Regions from separate parts of the Mus musculus genome. Here region 2 is linked to region 1. Evidence: chromatin loops called from intact Hi-C (ENCODE). Cell type or tissue: gastrocnemius. All regions are shown on one strand.

Evidence for each region. Peaks named below come from ENCODE experiments on the same cell type or tissue, not always from the same donor. Only the 100,000 strongest peaks of a DNase experiment are listed, where the experiment ranks them.
Region 2: a loop joins it to region 1, with 7 times the contacts of the local background. A loop is called at or near these places in 35 of 42 quality-filtered maps.

What each region holds. Positions count from the first base shown.
Region 1 is chr7:67,946,787-67,954,786 of GRCm38, reverse strand. It overlaps Igf1r (insulin-like growth factor I receptor), which reads right to left and starts at 2,530. Exons shown (of 21, transcript NM_010513.2): 1 at 1,835-2,530. The coding sequence starts at 1,928. In gastrocnemius, CTCF peaks have their summits at 1,828 and 3,720 (motif pointing right); DNase peaks (open chromatin) are centred at 2,491, 2,995, 3,737, 3,969 and 4 more places; H3K4me3 peaks cover 4,846 bases; H3K27ac peaks cover 4,320 bases.
Region 2 is chr7:67,799,815-67,807,814 of GRCm38, reverse strand. 4833412C05Rik (RIKEN cDNA 4833412C05 gene) reads left to right here and starts at 4,319. Exons shown (of 3, transcript NR_045954.1): 1 at 4,319-4,450. Gm34350 (a long non-coding RNA gene) reads right to left here and starts at 4,626. Exons shown (of 3, transcript XR_391567.3): 1 at 4,455-4,626. In gastrocnemius, a CTCF peak has its summit at 2,064; DNase peaks (open chromatin) are centred at 4,066 and 4,431; H3K4me3 peaks cover 1,123 bases; H3K27ac peaks cover 1,115 bases.

The sequences.
Region 1 (8,000 bases):
AGTCCTTAAAGGCTAGAAATCTTCCCTGCCCCCAAACACCATCTAACCGCCTTTCACCCAATCCAGTGTGCTCAAAGTTTGGAAAACAAAGGGCAGGAGAGCCCAGATTTGTGAGGTCGGCCATAGTCTGCGAGTCTTTCTCTAGTCTTACTATAGCTATAGTTCTTTTAAGAACTACTCGGACTCCATCATAGATATTTCTTAAAAGAGGCTCAAGGGTTTGTTTATAGAAACAGCCTTTGTGAACTACGGCAGCGGTAGGGTCCCTAGCAGGCTCCATCGTGTCACACCCCCCCCCCACCCCAACTCAAGGCTAGGTCGTGATTTTTCGAAGTTAATAGGCACCACCTGCATACATTCTGCAAACATTACTCATCCGCACGCCCTCACTTCCCCAGCCCCTACTCGGAGACTGCATTTAAACTTTTAATCGCGTTCAAATTACTCTACCATCTCTAAAGCACCAGTATGCCACACTGTTTTTCTCGAGAACAAAACCCCCTCCTCCTCCTCCTGCCCGCATACACTGTGGAGAGTTCTCATTCCCAGAGACACCCCCCACCACCACCTACTCCTACCCGACACCACCAAAACAAAAGCTATCAGATTGCAAGCGATAGCAAGCATGAGCGATACTGCTTATTAAGTATGTACAAAGGAAGTGCAGAGCGGGGGGGGGGGGGGGGGAGGTGTTGGCAGTGCACCACAACTTTGGCCACAACAAAACCAAGGCCAGGGCTCCGCGCTCGCAAAACAAAACAACCACCCGTCCACTACCACACTACAGATCCCGTCGCAGCTCAACCCACCGCACACATCTCTCCCCCAGGCTGGGAGTCCGGTTCTCCCCTCGCGGTCGTGTGGCTGTGGATGCACCTAAATCCGCGCTGAACACGTGTGTGTGGAAAAGCACGTCGACTCTGCACAAGGGTGGACGTACCTATCTCCTCTTACTAAGACGCTCTGGGAAAAAAGTGTCCAGAGCTGGATAGAAACTGAGAGCCCCTAAGCCGAGGATCATCCAACCCTCCCCCCACGAAGAAAGTCCCAAGTTCACACTTTCCTAGAGGAAAATGGTGGGCACACCCTGCACCCCAAGGCCACACTGGACTGTCCAAGTTATCAAGCCTTGGGGTAGGTGGGTAGACGCCCACAGGCTCCAGAGAAGCGAAAGGCCAAGAACCTGAGGGGGTCGATGGGCCCAACAAGTTGGGTGATAGGAGGCTGCGCCCTGATGTTTGGAAACGTGTCCTGGGGCCGCGAGGCTTCCAACCATCCTGTATCTCCCCCTCAAGAACAACTTACACCCCGCAGGGTAGGAGGCTCCGAATTGCCGCCACGGAGCACTAGGTCTACCCCAGCAACCACCCGTGGAGCCTCCAAGGGTGCTGTCATGGTGAGCTGCGCGGGATGGGCGCTGGGGTGCCAAGTGGAGCGCCCCGGAGGGGGGGGGGCGAGAGTAGCGGGGTTCCCGAGGCCACCCAGACGCCAACTTCCCCACCAAGCGCCTACGCGGGGGCTGCCCCTGACCCGCCAGCGAGAAGGCACTGCCCACCCACCAGGCCGCGTGCGGGACAGCGCTCCCCGGACAGCGAAAGAGAAAGCCCTAAGGCCCTTCCCGCGCGCAGATGCGCTGAGCTAGGGCTCTAGGAGCTCCTGAGTCGTGAACTCTCGGGCCCTGCTCTACTCCGGCCTTCCGAGAGAGCCCCACCCTCCACTCCCGAGCCCCGAAGTCCGACAGCTGCGCCCGTGGCAACTGGGTTTTCCCAAACAGGGCGCAGCCCCTCGGAGGAAAAGTTCCCGCAGTGGCCGCGGGCGGCGGGCAAATACTCACTTTCTCCACTCGTCGGCCAGAGAGAGAGCGCGGCGGAGAGAAACACGAGCCCCCACAGCGAGGTCGGGGACCCTCCTCCGGAGCCAGACTTCATTCCTTTTATTTGGGACGAAATTCCCTTTTCTCAAAAATAGAAAAAAAAAAAAAAAAGAAAAGAAAAAAAGAAAAAAAAAGTCTCCAACTCAGTCCTCACTCTCGTCCAAAAACAAGAGCGCAGGCGACGATCCTCGGAAAGCGGCGTGGACAAGGAGGGTGGCGCGGGGCGGCCCCTCAGCGCCGGCAGCAGCGGCCCACGGGGCGGCGGAGTCGGGAAGCCGGGGCGCGCCGGGGCGGGCTGTCGGCGTCGTCGGCCTCCATTTGCAAACGCAGAGATGCAGAAGAAGGAGGAAAACTGTACAGAAAGAGGAGCAAAGCCCAAATCGCCGCAGGCGAGGACAAACGCCACCCGATCCCCGGAGGGAACGACCACCGGAGCCTACGCGGCGGGAGAGCGCGACGCAGTTGGCGAGACTGGTCCGAAGTCCCGGGCGCGGGCGAGGCCGGCGAGGGGCAGAAATGCGGAGTGGAAATGAATGAGCGGTTCCCCCTCCTCCGGCTCCTCCTCCTCCTCTGGGCTCCGCTCGCCGCCGCCTCCTCCCTCAGCGCCGCCGCCGCGAGCTCCTTCCCAAATCCAGGACACACACAAAGCGGCGGCCGCGCAGCGCTCAGCGCTCCCGCCGCCCCGCGTCGGCCCCCGCCCGCCGCCGACTCCGTGCGCGGGGGCTCCGGCTCGCTGAAGGTCAAAGCCGAGCACGCCGCGTGCCGTGGAGCTCTCGCAGGCACGGGGAGAGGCGTGGAGGGTCCGGAGAGCGGGGCCGAGGGTCTGCGAGCGCCGGGCGCGCCGGGACAGGCTCGCAGGCAGCTTCCCTGTCGCTCGCCTCTCTCGAGTTCGCCCGGTGCGCTCGCTCCTCCTCGGTTCCCCCCCCCCCTCCTTTTTTTTTCCGCTCAGCGGAGTTAATGCTGGTAAACAAGAACCTCAGCCTCACCGCGCCGCCGCCGCCGCCGCCACACACTGGGGGCTCTACGCGCGCGCTCTCGGGGCCGCGCACACGTGCCCGCGCGCACACTCCAAGCGGCTACAGCCGCAGTCCCGGCGCGCCGAGGGCCGGGCCCCGACTCGGCAGGCGCCAAGAGCCGGAGTTCGGGATCGCAGGGACGTGCGGAGCGGAGCGCGGGCGTGGGGAGCCGGGCCCAGGAGGCACCGCCCCCCGCGCCTCCACCCGCGCCGGCCCCCGCGCGCACACTGAGCCACGCGCGCGCCCACGCTTCCGCCCCCACCCGCACTGCGCCGGCCGGCCCTGTCCGCACCCTCCCCTCCCGCAGGACTCCAAAAAACAATGCCCGGGGCGCCGGTGGGACTCGGTGGCCAGGGGGGCGGCGGCAGGGCGGGCGGGCAGCAGAGCGGGCGGGCTGCGGGCGCGGTGGGCGGGGAGTGCGGCCTCGGAGCTTCATTGAAAACAACAACAGCGCGGCTGGAGAGCGCGCTGGCCGACTCCGTGAAAAAGCTTCATTGTTTCTTGCAGCTGTTGCAAAATAAATAAATAAGTGCATGCATGCGGCATTTTTTTCGCAGTGTGGTGGAAAGCCCGGACGCGACGGGAGGGGCACACCTGGGGGAAAGGGGACCCCTGAAGACTGCTACGCAAGGCACTTTCCACGCCAGGCTTGGGCGCCCGTGGCGGCGCTCCTTGGGTGTTCCGGTGCTTGCGCGCAGTCGGGGAGCGGACAGGGTGCGGTCCGCGAGGCTCTATTCTCGAAGCACAGCGATTCCACCGCGGGCCCCCAGCCCTGGAAAGGGAACCCAGACAGGCGGCCCCTCGTGCCCAGGACCCGTCTCCGCGGCGGCCGCCAGAGGGCGCGACCGCAGCCTGGGAGGGCTGGCTCCGGGAATGTCGCCTCCCTCCCTCCGGGGGAGGAAATGTGGGGGCCCCGAGTCGGGGACCGACTCGGCTGGGTCGTGCTAGCCGGGCCTCCCAGCCCCATTCCTCTCCCGCCCTGAGGGCGCTCCACCGCATCGTGCTGGTCCGTGCTCCACCACGTGGGCAGCTGCGGAGAAGGACCGCAGCGCGTGTCAGGCTGCGGGAACCCGCAGCTGGGGGGCGTGTCCGAGGGCTTCCCAGGGAGGGGATTGCGGGCGGGGACCCTAACCCGGACAACGTCGTCTGGCTCGGGTCCCAGTCTTAGGAATGTGCGGCCGCCACCCGGAATCGGTGGCCACTGCAGAAACCCACCCGCACCTGCCTCCATTCCCCCCTCCCCTCCGCGTCCCTCTAGCTTCATTTGATCTGTAAGTGACTTGAAACTAGCACCAGCCCAAGTCTCCTCGGTGTTTTTTCTCAACTGTGCCAGGGGAGAGGTTTCCCCAAGACGAGGCTTTCCCAGGACTGCCATCTAATGAACAAACACTGCGGAGGCCAGGTCCTCAAAGGGGGAGAAACCAGCAATGGCTAGAGAAAGGAGTTTGAAATACGTGGACTTTTAAAAATAGTGATTTGATCACGTGTCGCCCTTAATGCGGTCGGGCTTCATGACTCAGGCTAATTGATATCCACGATAAATAAAAAGATGGCTCATAAGAGTTGGGAATGTCTGGATCAAATAGAAGTGTTTGTCTTATAAACAGTCGGACTGTCTGGTTGGTGGAGAGGACCAGTTCTGTAGCAAAGAAAGGTTTCTTTCATTACTCAAATAGTAAAAGATTTCGGCATTGCATTTATATGCACCCCATCTTTCATAAGGGATTTTTTTTTTTTTTTTTTTTTTTTTTTTTTACTAAATTTAGAGCTGAAAACAAATCAAAAGCTACCGTAAAGGAAACTAAGCCCATATTTTTCTGTATCATCTGAATCAGTTTTTCCCTTGGAAATGTTGAGCTACGTTCAGTGAATCGGTTCTATAGAAGGAACGTTTCCGAAGGAAGGAAAGAAAAGTACATACATAGGGCTGTTTTGTTTACCGGAAACTTGCCTTGTTTTTAAAATAAATTGTGCCAGTTTTAGATGTTCCTGAACGTTAAGAAATAAATACATTAGAACTTTCACTTAGATGCAACATTTAAAAATACAAATCCAGGTTTCTAATATCAAAGTATTTCTTCAGAGCATTCCCTGCACCGAAGGGGTCCTTAGTAACTCCAGCCTGGTGCTCTCAGCATATAATTCAGATGCAGAGGAATAACAGTAGGTTTGATTTCAGAATGTTTTGATGCATACTTGTAGATTAAGCTTAGCAATGCTGTTTAGGTTTGTCCAACACACACACAAAAATCTTTAAATGCAATATGTTTTTAATATTAGTTATGAAAATGTTTGCACATTTGCCCCTGCAAACATACGTATATAGAACAAAGAGAAATAACTAGCTGGTGTTTGTAAGGGAAGCAGAGGTTTGCTTTAGTGCCTTAAGTTGTTTATTTGCTTGGTACCAAAAATACCTGTGGATTTTTTTAAATGTTTTATTAAAGTAGTAGGACATCAATAAGATGCTGTCCCACTTTTAGATAGAGAGGTTAAGGGAAGGATAGGATGAAAGTTTCCTTTCCTTTAGGCTCCACCTTGACCTTGAAAAGGATGTTGACTTTCACTTTCTTCTGTGATTATCTCCTGCCTACCCACTCACTCTTACTTTTCTTCAACCCTGCAAACAAAGTCCTGTTTGCTTTCTACCTACAGGGATGGTGGCTCAAACATTTTGTTTTACACCGTTTGCCCCAGACATCTTACACATTTCCCTCTTTTGAGCAGAAATTGGTTTCTTGTTTTCAAATAAAGGAAAAAAAATTAACTTGATAACAGCTTCAGATCCAGTTATCCTGTTGAATGTACCAGACTCCCCAAAGATGTTCCATGTATGTGGTAAACACATAAGGCACAGCCCAGATGACTGACACATGCAATAAGATATGTTGTGATCTGTTTCCAGAATGAAATCTAAGTCGTCCCCCCCCCCCTTAGAAGAAGTGAACTACAGCCTCAGACATCACAGGTAAGATCTTCCAGACAGAATGTTGAGAAAACATATTCAAGTTTCAGAAAGCCACACAGCATGATACTCTTTTGATGAAGCCTTTAACACAAAGGAAAAAATGAAAAGGTTTTTTTTTTTGAGCAATAAAATTTATTAGCACATGGCTAAATAAATAAATAAATAAATAATATGAAGAATGAGTGAAGGTATTTATTTATTTATTTGGAGAGAAGAGGGGAACCCTTTGAGCACACAGAAAGTTCTTGAAAATGTGAAGAATTTACAAAGCTGCATTTTATGGTTTCAAGAATTTTTGCATCTATTGAATATTAAACAAAAATATATGAGAAATCTCAAGTTTTCCAACATCAATCTTAGAGATTTCAATTTGTTTTGTAAACAACTCAGAAATAGTTTTTAAGAAAAACTAAAACAATGTAAACTAGTCTGATACTGAAGAACACATTTCAGAGGAGCGTATACTCACACTCTATCAATGCCTTAAGACAAAATAAATCATAAAATGAAATGAAAGAATGTTCTGTGTAGGTCAGTCGGCTTCACTAATAAAATCCCTACTGTGAGAAACAAACTGGAAGCTCATGGGAAGTAAAACACACACCAAACTTAGGCACTGGCATCTCTGCCCCTAGCTTTGCACCAAAAGTGATGAAAATGTTCACAGACATAGCAGTATGGCCATGCCAGTAGCCACTTTACTCATTATATCGAAACTCTGGAAACACCCAAATGAAGGAGGATAGATAAACAAATCATCTAGCACAATACTACCCAGCATTAAAAAGGAGCTAACTGCTAGTCCATGTGAATACACAGACAAGTCTCAAAAGCAGGATGTGTAAGCCAGACACAAAAGAATATATACAATATTAGACCATCCAAGTCAAATTCAGGGGCAGGCAAAACGGATCTAGGAAGCCAAACCAAAATTAGTCTCATGGTTGCCCTTGGTGGGTAGGAAGTGAGGAACTTCAATTCAGAAGGCAATGAGACAAAGAACATTCTGGGCTGATGGCAACAGGTAGGTGATTTTCTGTGCTAGGGTAATGCATTCACCAAAAGCATCCAGCTGTGCACCTTAGATACATGGATTCATTTCTGACTGAATCTGGATTTAAATATAGAAAGAGTGTATCATTATATATGTTGAAAATTTTACAGCTGTTCTTGAAACACACACACAAAACAAAACAAAACAAAACAAAACAAAAAACAACAAAACCTTAACCCAGAGCTCCCTATTTTTGTTTCTATACGAGTTAGTAGAAATTCTAAATTCCAATCTCTTTGTCCAGGCTGTTTCTGTAGACAGACAAACATCTTTTAGGAGGACCTCTGTTAGAGACCTCCCTCAAGGGCCTGCAGGTTTGGAAGTCATCACAGTGTCTCTACAGAAAAGTCTAGGGACACCGAAGGTATGATGTGACTCTGGCTAACAACAATTAGAGATTTGTTTGTGCTCAACTTGGGATTTTCCTCTTTGTTTCACTGCCTCTCTCTGTCTTTCCTTTCTTTCTTTCTTTCTTTCTTTCTTTCTTTCTTTCTTTCTTTCTTTCTCTCTTTCTCTCTTTCTCTCTTTCTCTCTCTCTTTTCTTTCTCTCTTCTTTCTTTCTTTCTCTCTTTCTTTCTTCTTTTCTTCCTTTCTTTTCTCTGTCTTTCTTTCTCCTCACTTTCTTTCTTTCTAACATGGTGTCACATAGACCACACTGACCTCCTAATCTTTCTGCCTCAGCCTCCCTTGATTTGGGCTAACAAGAATGAGTCACCACACCCAGCTAATTGACCGACTCCTCTGTTTTCACAGATAGCCAGCTCATGTGTCATAAATGCCATATTCCTCCATGTGGAGGTTACAAAGAGCACTTGTATGAAACCAGTCAAGAGAACAGCCTCCTGGGGCTGCTTTCCACACCTTCTTCAGTGAACTATCAAGAACAGTTCCTGAAAAACCCAGGCCTGGGCTATGAGCAACAGGTACCATTGGGGCAGTTATTGATCCAAGGTGGAAACTCTGTGGCTTCTTTGTTAGCACTCTGCCTGAAGCACAGTACTTCACAGGTTGGCATGAGGGTACCTGACCTGAAAGTGAACATGATTCATGCCCTGCATGATGATCTGTGAGAAAATGAGCAGATGTGTA
Region 2 (8,000 bases), 150 kb after region 1:
TGTTTGCTCTGGCACCAGCTTGAATTGCATCAGATTGGAGCACGAAACAAGTCAACACGCAGCTTGTGCCCAAGCCCAGGCCACAGCCTGGCATGCCCCTTGGTGTGGATTGGTAATGTCTTATTTATAGTTGTTTGTGTGGTGACTCTCATTAAGGGTCCCCAGGGATCCCTAGTTCCGCTAGTTCAGTGAGACTTTATTGCATTTTCGCATATACTTATGTGCCATTATGCTATGGTACATTTATGTATATTTATACATTTATACTTATTCGTATATATTATATCGTTATGGCCATCTTATTAACTAGTCTATTCAAATCACTATACATCATATTGTTAAATTACTTTTTTCTTTTTTAAGATTTATTTATTATTATATCTAAGTCCACTGTAGCTGTCTCCAGATGCACCAGAAGAGGGCGTCAGATCTCGTTACTGATGGTTGTGAGCCACCATGTGGTTGCTGGGATTTGAACTCAGGACCTTCGGAAGAGCAGTCAGTGCTCTTAACCACTGAGCCATCTCTCCAGCCCCGTTAAATTACTTTTGCTACACTTAGGGCCTGCGGGTTTCTAGACTTCTTGGCACAGAGTTCTTAGGACAGCCAGGGTGTGTGTGTTTTCTACACATGTGTATGTATGTAGGTGTGTGTGCATGGATGTGGGTTTGGAAGTCAGAGGAGAACATCAGGTATTTTTCTCCATCACTCTAACCATTATTATTTTCAGATAAGGTCTCTTACTGAACTTTGAGTTATGGTGGTGGCCGGGAAGCCCTACTGACCCCTCTGTCCTGCTCCCAGTAGGACTTGGGGTTACTAGTGTCTGTGTCTACACGTTGCTTCTCACATGGATGCTGGGATCCTACTGAGGTTCTCATGTTTGAGTAACATAGGCTTTATCCAGTGAGCCATCTCTACAACTTAGACAGCAATGTTTCCTTCTGTCATTGAAGCTGGTCCCCTGGGTGAATGGGACACAGTTCAACTTATCCCTTCCCAGCCAGGCTGATTGCTAGGGACCCCTCATGACAGGACTGTTCCCCATTCAAGTTTTCTGTCTTTTGATTGATAGCACAGAGGAAGGGAGATACACACACACACACACACACACACACACTCACACATGTTCCCCCATGATTTCCCTTCAGGAACTCAAGTTTCTTAAGGCTTATTGGGGCTGGCCAATGAAGGATGATCAAGGGCCAGTGAGGGTGCCAACCTGAGAATGAAGTCACCCCAGCTGAGCTAAGGATAAGGGTAATTGAAACGGTGTTGTTAATCTGCTAGATGAAGCTGTACGTGAAATGGACATCTCCACTGTCTTTTTCTTGAGACAATTAAATGCCTTTATTTGCATAAACAAGCGTGGGCTGGATTTCCGTCTTTTGCAAAGGATGAATTCTGACAACCTGGGCCTAAAGGGGGGCTCTGTGTGGCTGTAGGGATCTAAGCAGATGAAAGGCAGTCAGGATACCCTTGGGCAGCTACAATGTTTCCTCCTCCACTAAATCTTGAAGGTAGGCATCCTGTGCACCCCATAGGCTGGACAGTGCTACCAGCCTTGCACCCCATTAGCAGCTACCACACAAAGTTTAAAGTGCGTACCTCAGGCTTTGCAGCTGCCCCACCCCCCATCCCCCACGCGCCAAGTTCATCACTGGGCACCACTGCCCTTCCAAACAAGGATCATCCTTAAGAGGATGGTAATTCAACCTACCTCAAGGCATGCACAGAGGGCAGAATCCAGGCAACCGAACAGAACCAAATCAAGACTTGAGGACTAGCTTATGGTGGGATCAACCTCAGAATGAAGAGCAGAACAAGCCAACACTTGAGTTGGCCGGCACACATAGGAAGGGACAAGCCATGCTGTCATGGTGCAGGCAAACCACAACTGCTCCTGATATAGGGACTGGGTTCTGGGATGTCACAACCAACCTAGACAGCCAGTGAGAGTGCTGTCATTCAAGCTGGCTCCAGAGAGGAGCAGAGGATCCTTCAAGGAGAGCCAGGCTGACCTCCTGTGACATAAAACAGAAATGCCACAGAGGCCACTGAAGGCAGTCACGAGCCTGTGCAATTGGAGGTTTGGTGAACCATCTGGCTATCAGTGGAGTTTTGAATGACTGTAACCAATAAAACAAAGACTGTGGAGCAGCCTGTTCCTGGATAGCCTTTCGGGAACTCCCCACACACGCACGCACTTACTATGTGGCATGCTGAGTGAATTCTTAGAAACCAGGAACCCACCCAAATTAATAGGAACAGCTTCAAAACTGTCTCACGGAAAATAAAGATGTTCCTTGGATTTAATCTTGTTCGCACAGACTTTAAGATAAAAGAGAGGAAGGGGAAGAAGCAGAAGAGGAAGAAGGAAAATCTCAATGTGTGAGATTGCTGTATAATCCCAGCACTGGGGGACAGACAGACAGACTGCTGGGGCTTGCTGATCAACCTAAGGGAATATAGGTGGGCAGCGCCTGAGAAAGGAAACTGAACTTGTCCACTGCCCTCCACTAGAACATGTCCCCACATATATACATGCAACACATACAAAGAAATGCAACCAGGTACCGTAGGATGTAAGGCAAGCATGAACCTGTCACCCCAATAATTTTCAAAAGTTGTCCATAATTGTGTGACTCAGAAAACTGATGTCTTCCCAGGTGAAGAAACCCAAAGTGGGAGGTCATTAGGGTCCCTGTCAGGAGGCAGATGGGGAAGAGCTTAGACTTGTCGGCTTCTCTTTGGAGCCATCAACAACCAAGCAACAAGAACCGGTGCTGCAGACTGACCACCTAGGAGCCATTTTGGAGGTCAGTGAAAGTCCAGGAAGAGGGTCTACTGTTGATCCATCTTTAAAACGTCTCTGTGCTCTGTTTTGAATGCAATTTACCCATTTTATGCTTTGCCTCCATGTATGTATGGGCACCACATGCATGCTTGGCACCTGAGGCGATTGGAAGAAGACATCGCTTGGAACTGGAGTTGCAGATGGTGGAGAATCACCTTGTGTATGCTGGGAATCCAGCCTGGGTCACCTACAAGAGCTGCAAGTGTTCTTAACCACTACAGCCCAAATCTTGGCGTTTTGTTTTTGTTTTTGTTTTTGTTTTGAGACAGAATGTAATTATATAGCCCTGACTGGCCCTCTAGGCTCAAACTCACTAAGCCCCCTGCTTCCTGAGTGCTGGGATGAAAGGCAAGTGTTAAAGTGTTGGGAGGCCACTATGCCCTGCCAGCTCCCTGTGATACCCCTGGGCTTTACCTGGAGGAGTCACTGGAAGGGGCGGCGGCAAGGGTGGGGGTGGGGGGCGTGCGTGCGTGCGTGCGTGTGTGTGTGTGTGTGTGTGTGTGTGTGTGTGTGTGTGTGTGTGTGTGTGTGGCAGTTCTCAATCACTGAAACAAACATTGGCTTTGGGGAACCAGCATTGTCCATTACTGTTGGGGTGACCAGAGCCTTTCTAACCTCAAGATAAAATGGTGGCAATTGTTCTCTTGCAGGAAGGTGTAGGAAAGGAACCAGCCACGTGGCGGTTCGAACTTAAAAACTCTTCGGGCCACAAGGAGGAAAGTGGGTCGCTTCACACCCCCAGGCTCACGGAGAGGCAGGAAGAGCAAGGAGGAGGCGGGGGGGGGGGGGTAGAGAGGAGATTGAGAGGAAAAAGGATGGGCAAGAAAGCGAATCTCCCAGCTGGTGCAGAGCCCCACACGGTGCCTTACTGACACACATCCAGAGATTCGAGTCCCCTGAACCCGCGTGGGTGACTTTGAAGCAGATTCCCGCCTGGCACAGCGCACTCTCCAGCCGCTCACGTGAAATCCATCAAGGCAAAGTCACACCCTACAGCCAGAGCAATTCGGGAAGCTTGACTCTCCCACAAACAAGGTATTGGGCTCTTTCCTCCCCATTCCCTTCCTCTGAAGCTTAGCTTCTCCCTCCGCATCACTGTCCACGTGCGGACTCATAAGGCGCCCACCCCCATCCGGGCGGGTCCCCACCCTAGGGCATTGGATCCTGCGGGTTGTTTACCAGCTGGCCATCTCCCCAGACCCTGCGCGGTGCCGCCACCTGCCGGTGGGAGACTGAACTGCACCCGCGGGTGCGGGCCAGCAACTGCGGGCTGATGACCCAACGCCGCAGGCATCCGAGGATAACCTTTCCCCTTTCTTTCCAAGACCAAATAAGGGGGCTCTTGCCTCTGTGAGCTGTGCCTGTGGCGGTTAAGCCAAGGGGCGTGGAAAGGAGGATCCCAGAACGAGGCTGACAGTCAGCTAAACAACCCACTACATTGTTCCCTCCCCACATGGCCTCCTCCCTGCTCCCCGGCAGTCCCCACATGCAGCAGCAGACTAGTGGGTAGAACTGCAGGGGTATGGAGACATCCCGAACTTCAGCAGCAGCAGTCCCAGCACCCCGCCCCCAACCTCAGGCATGAAGAGCAAGGTACCTGCAGTAGCTTACTCCTGGGTGTTGCCCAAGCTCAGGACCCTCGGGCCTGGGGGTCAGTAGGGCTGAGAGAAGCCTCAGACCTTGGGGAGGGGCGAGAGAGGTGACACTTGTAGAGGAGCTAGACAGGGCTGTCAGACCTCTGAACCTTGGCATCACCCACACAGAGGGAGTCACAGTGGCTGACAGTGTTCAGTAACCACAGAAACCAAGATTTGACCTATATTTTCAAACATGGCCTCGACTCCAGCTTCCCCTCCTTGAAATCGTAGTGAAAGCGTCTGACTTGACTTGTTATGAATGCTCCTCTTGCTTTAGATTCCAGAAGGCCACCCAGAAGGCAAATCAAGAAACCTCACTAGATGGTTTGTGGATAACGGGAGGGTCCTGATGGGTTCCAGGAAGGAGTCAGAGGCTCTCCTCGTTCACTACCTCTTACCGATCACAGTGGTGACTAGATGATTGCGCTCATGTATGTGCTTTTTGACTGTGTGCACTTTGGGTGTTTTGAGTGATGAAACAGAGGGGAGCAAACCAACACTTTGGTCAGGATGACAGAGTGCTTATAGCCTGTCCGATCCGAGCCTTGATTGAGCGCTCCCTGGGTGCTAACCACTGTTCTGAATATCCCACATCATTACCATCTGCAGGTACCTCTGCTACGGGGAAGGACCACGCCTTCAGAAACACAGCCTTCCTCCTACCACCCAGCCAGGTCACTAACTGGATTCAGGCTCAGGCCTTGGGGTTCCAGAGTGTATATACCCTTGACCCAAACCCTAAATGTTCATTAATAGGGATTTGATTCGTTTACTGTACACCCATGTAATGGAATCGTCTTTGGCTGCTTAAATGGGATGTAGACTAGGAATAATTGTCAGAGGCCAAATATCCACCACACACTGTTAAATGGACACAGCAGGGAGTCAACAGCGTGTATAAGTGGATCTTGTCCTGTGGCTGTTCAGAGGGGACTCATGGCAGCACTAAACTGTGGGCCTTGGTGGGTGGCGGAACTTTAGGTGGCTAATTTTACAGGGATGCTTTCTTCCTTCATTGCTGAGCTCTTTGTGATCCACTGTCAAGGCCGTGAATAAATCCCCCACAAAGTCTTCCCTGATCCCCCGAATTGGACACTAACGACCCCCGTGTCCCTCTGGTGTGGGAACTTGCGTGGGATGGTTTCTTAGTTACATAAGCTCTCGGCTCTATTGCCAGCTGAACTGATGACTTTGGAAGGGAGACATGAGCGGTGTCTCCGGTTTCCATGTTTCCTTTGTATCCTCTGTGGGATTCAAATATTTACCTATAGTTTGGCGTCACCCAGTGCTGATGGGAGGACCCAGTGAAGAATTAATTCCATAATTAGTTGTTTGATGTTGGCCTTCTTTTAGTTCAATAAGTTCCCAAGGACAGAGACATGCTTTTCCTAGTCAGCTACATGTCCTGACACTAGGTCTGCCATAGCACACAGCCTGTAGGTACTCCATATAGGTTTACTATGCAAATGAGCATAGCCCTTCGTCTTAAGGAAGCAAAATGGGAGGGTTCTCTATGTCCAGATGTACTATCAAATAATTAAGCATCTCTACAAGGCAGAGACTCTTAGTAGGAACTGGTTCTGGCTAGCAGGGCAGAAAGGGACAGTTTGGAACTGACAAGAAGGCAGAAGAGGCTTTAAAAACTGGGCAGGAAACAAAGGAAATCAAGCTGAAGGAAGACCTAGTCAGAGATACTAGGAAATAGCAGCTGGTTCCAGCACCCCTGAGCACCGTTCCCTGCTCCCACAGATGTTGCCAATGTATCCAGATGCTGCTGCAGTGGCAGATCCTGGCTTGTCACTGCCTTTTGGATCCTTTACCTGAGACTCCTGGTGTCCAGTGAAATCAGCTGGCTAAAGCCAGAGCCATGTACCTAGTGATGTACTGGCTGGTACTTAATCTGCATGCCAACAGGAAAAGCCCTGTATCCTAGCATCTACTGCCCCTGCTGAAAACATCCCTGTCACGGCTGATTTTCATCTGTCAATCACTTAGCCACCAGCTCAAGAGATTCCTGAGGCTTGAAAGGTTGGTGCTGTTGGGCTGATGAGTCATTCTCTGGTGTCTCCCTGTGTAGGGCATGCCAGCCAACCCCCTCCAGAGAAAACACATATCCACATCTCAACACAATGCTGACACCGTGGCAGAGAGGCTAGGCAGGGTGTAGGTCAATACGCTGTCTGGCTATTTGTTACAGGAGCATTCAGAACCCAAAGGAAGGTCAAATGTAGAATCCCAGAGAGTGCAGCATGCGGCTGAGAGAAGTGCCTGGAGGCAGAGGTGGATAACAGGAGAGATGTTTAGATCTGTACCAATCAGACCTCAGGCAGAGTCTCTATTGTGCATATTACAAATAATCTGCCCAGGACAGAGAGCAAGAGCCTGCTCTGAGTTTGTTGATGGACGGTCATAGAAGGCACTCCTGCCTTCTCCAAGAGGGACTGACCTCTCGCACTAGGTCTCAAGTCCAAGGGCAAAAATCGTTACATTCTGGATATAGTGCTGTCCAGAATTTCCTGCGTGTACGAGGCAGGACACCCACAGATCACTAGTGGGCAAGTCGCCTGGGGGATTGAAGCCAGCCAGTGTGATGCTGAAGGCCATGGTGTTGATCATGAAGCCATCCTGACTTGGCCCATCAGTAGCTACTTGTGGTTGTCTTTGAATGAACCACAAGGCATGCCCACAGTTTGGAAAATAGAGACTCTGAGGCTTAGATTAAAGACTCTGTAGGGATGGTATGGTCAGGCTGACCTACCCTGGTATCCCAGGTCCATCCTTGCCAGCTTCCTCCCATGTGGAGTTGCATGTGGTCATGCCCAACCCTGGGTAGCAGGGCTGGGTGAGCTAAGATGTGTGGTAGATGATACCTCACAGTCTGTTAATGAATGCATTCCTATGGGATAGTCTACTCAAGGTGGAATCAATATAGAAATCACTTACTTGGAGTTTAAAAATCATCTTTTATATATCATTTATGGATGATCACTATGTTGTGATGTTGCTGGGAACTTCACTCAGCTGAATGACAGATTGCACCTAGTTACAGAAACAAGCTTAGCAAATGGCGTACATGGTCTGTGTTGTCTTCTCACAGTTGGCCTGGCTGAGAGGGGCCAAGGCACCTGGCCAACTCTTAGCACACGGGCCACCTGGGAAATATCTAGTGACCCTGGAACTTCCTGGAGTCCTGCTGGAGGCATCCAGAGGACCCTTGCCTGAGAAGGTAGGAATGGGACACTAAACGTGGCTTAAGTATTTGGGAGTAAAAATGAATGACCCAGGAGAAAAAGTGCCCATAGGACCATGTTACCATGGACCCTGTTGGCAGCCAACAGGGAAAACTTAAAAAGCGGTGGGTGGGTAAACGGAAATAAAGATGGAGGTTACCAGAAACGTTAGAAATGAGGAAGTTCGTACCAGTACCCAGGCATCTGGATTCCCCACAGTGGGCTGCCTTGTGGGTGATGTGGATCCATTGGGGGAGCTCCAGTTTAACTCCCAGT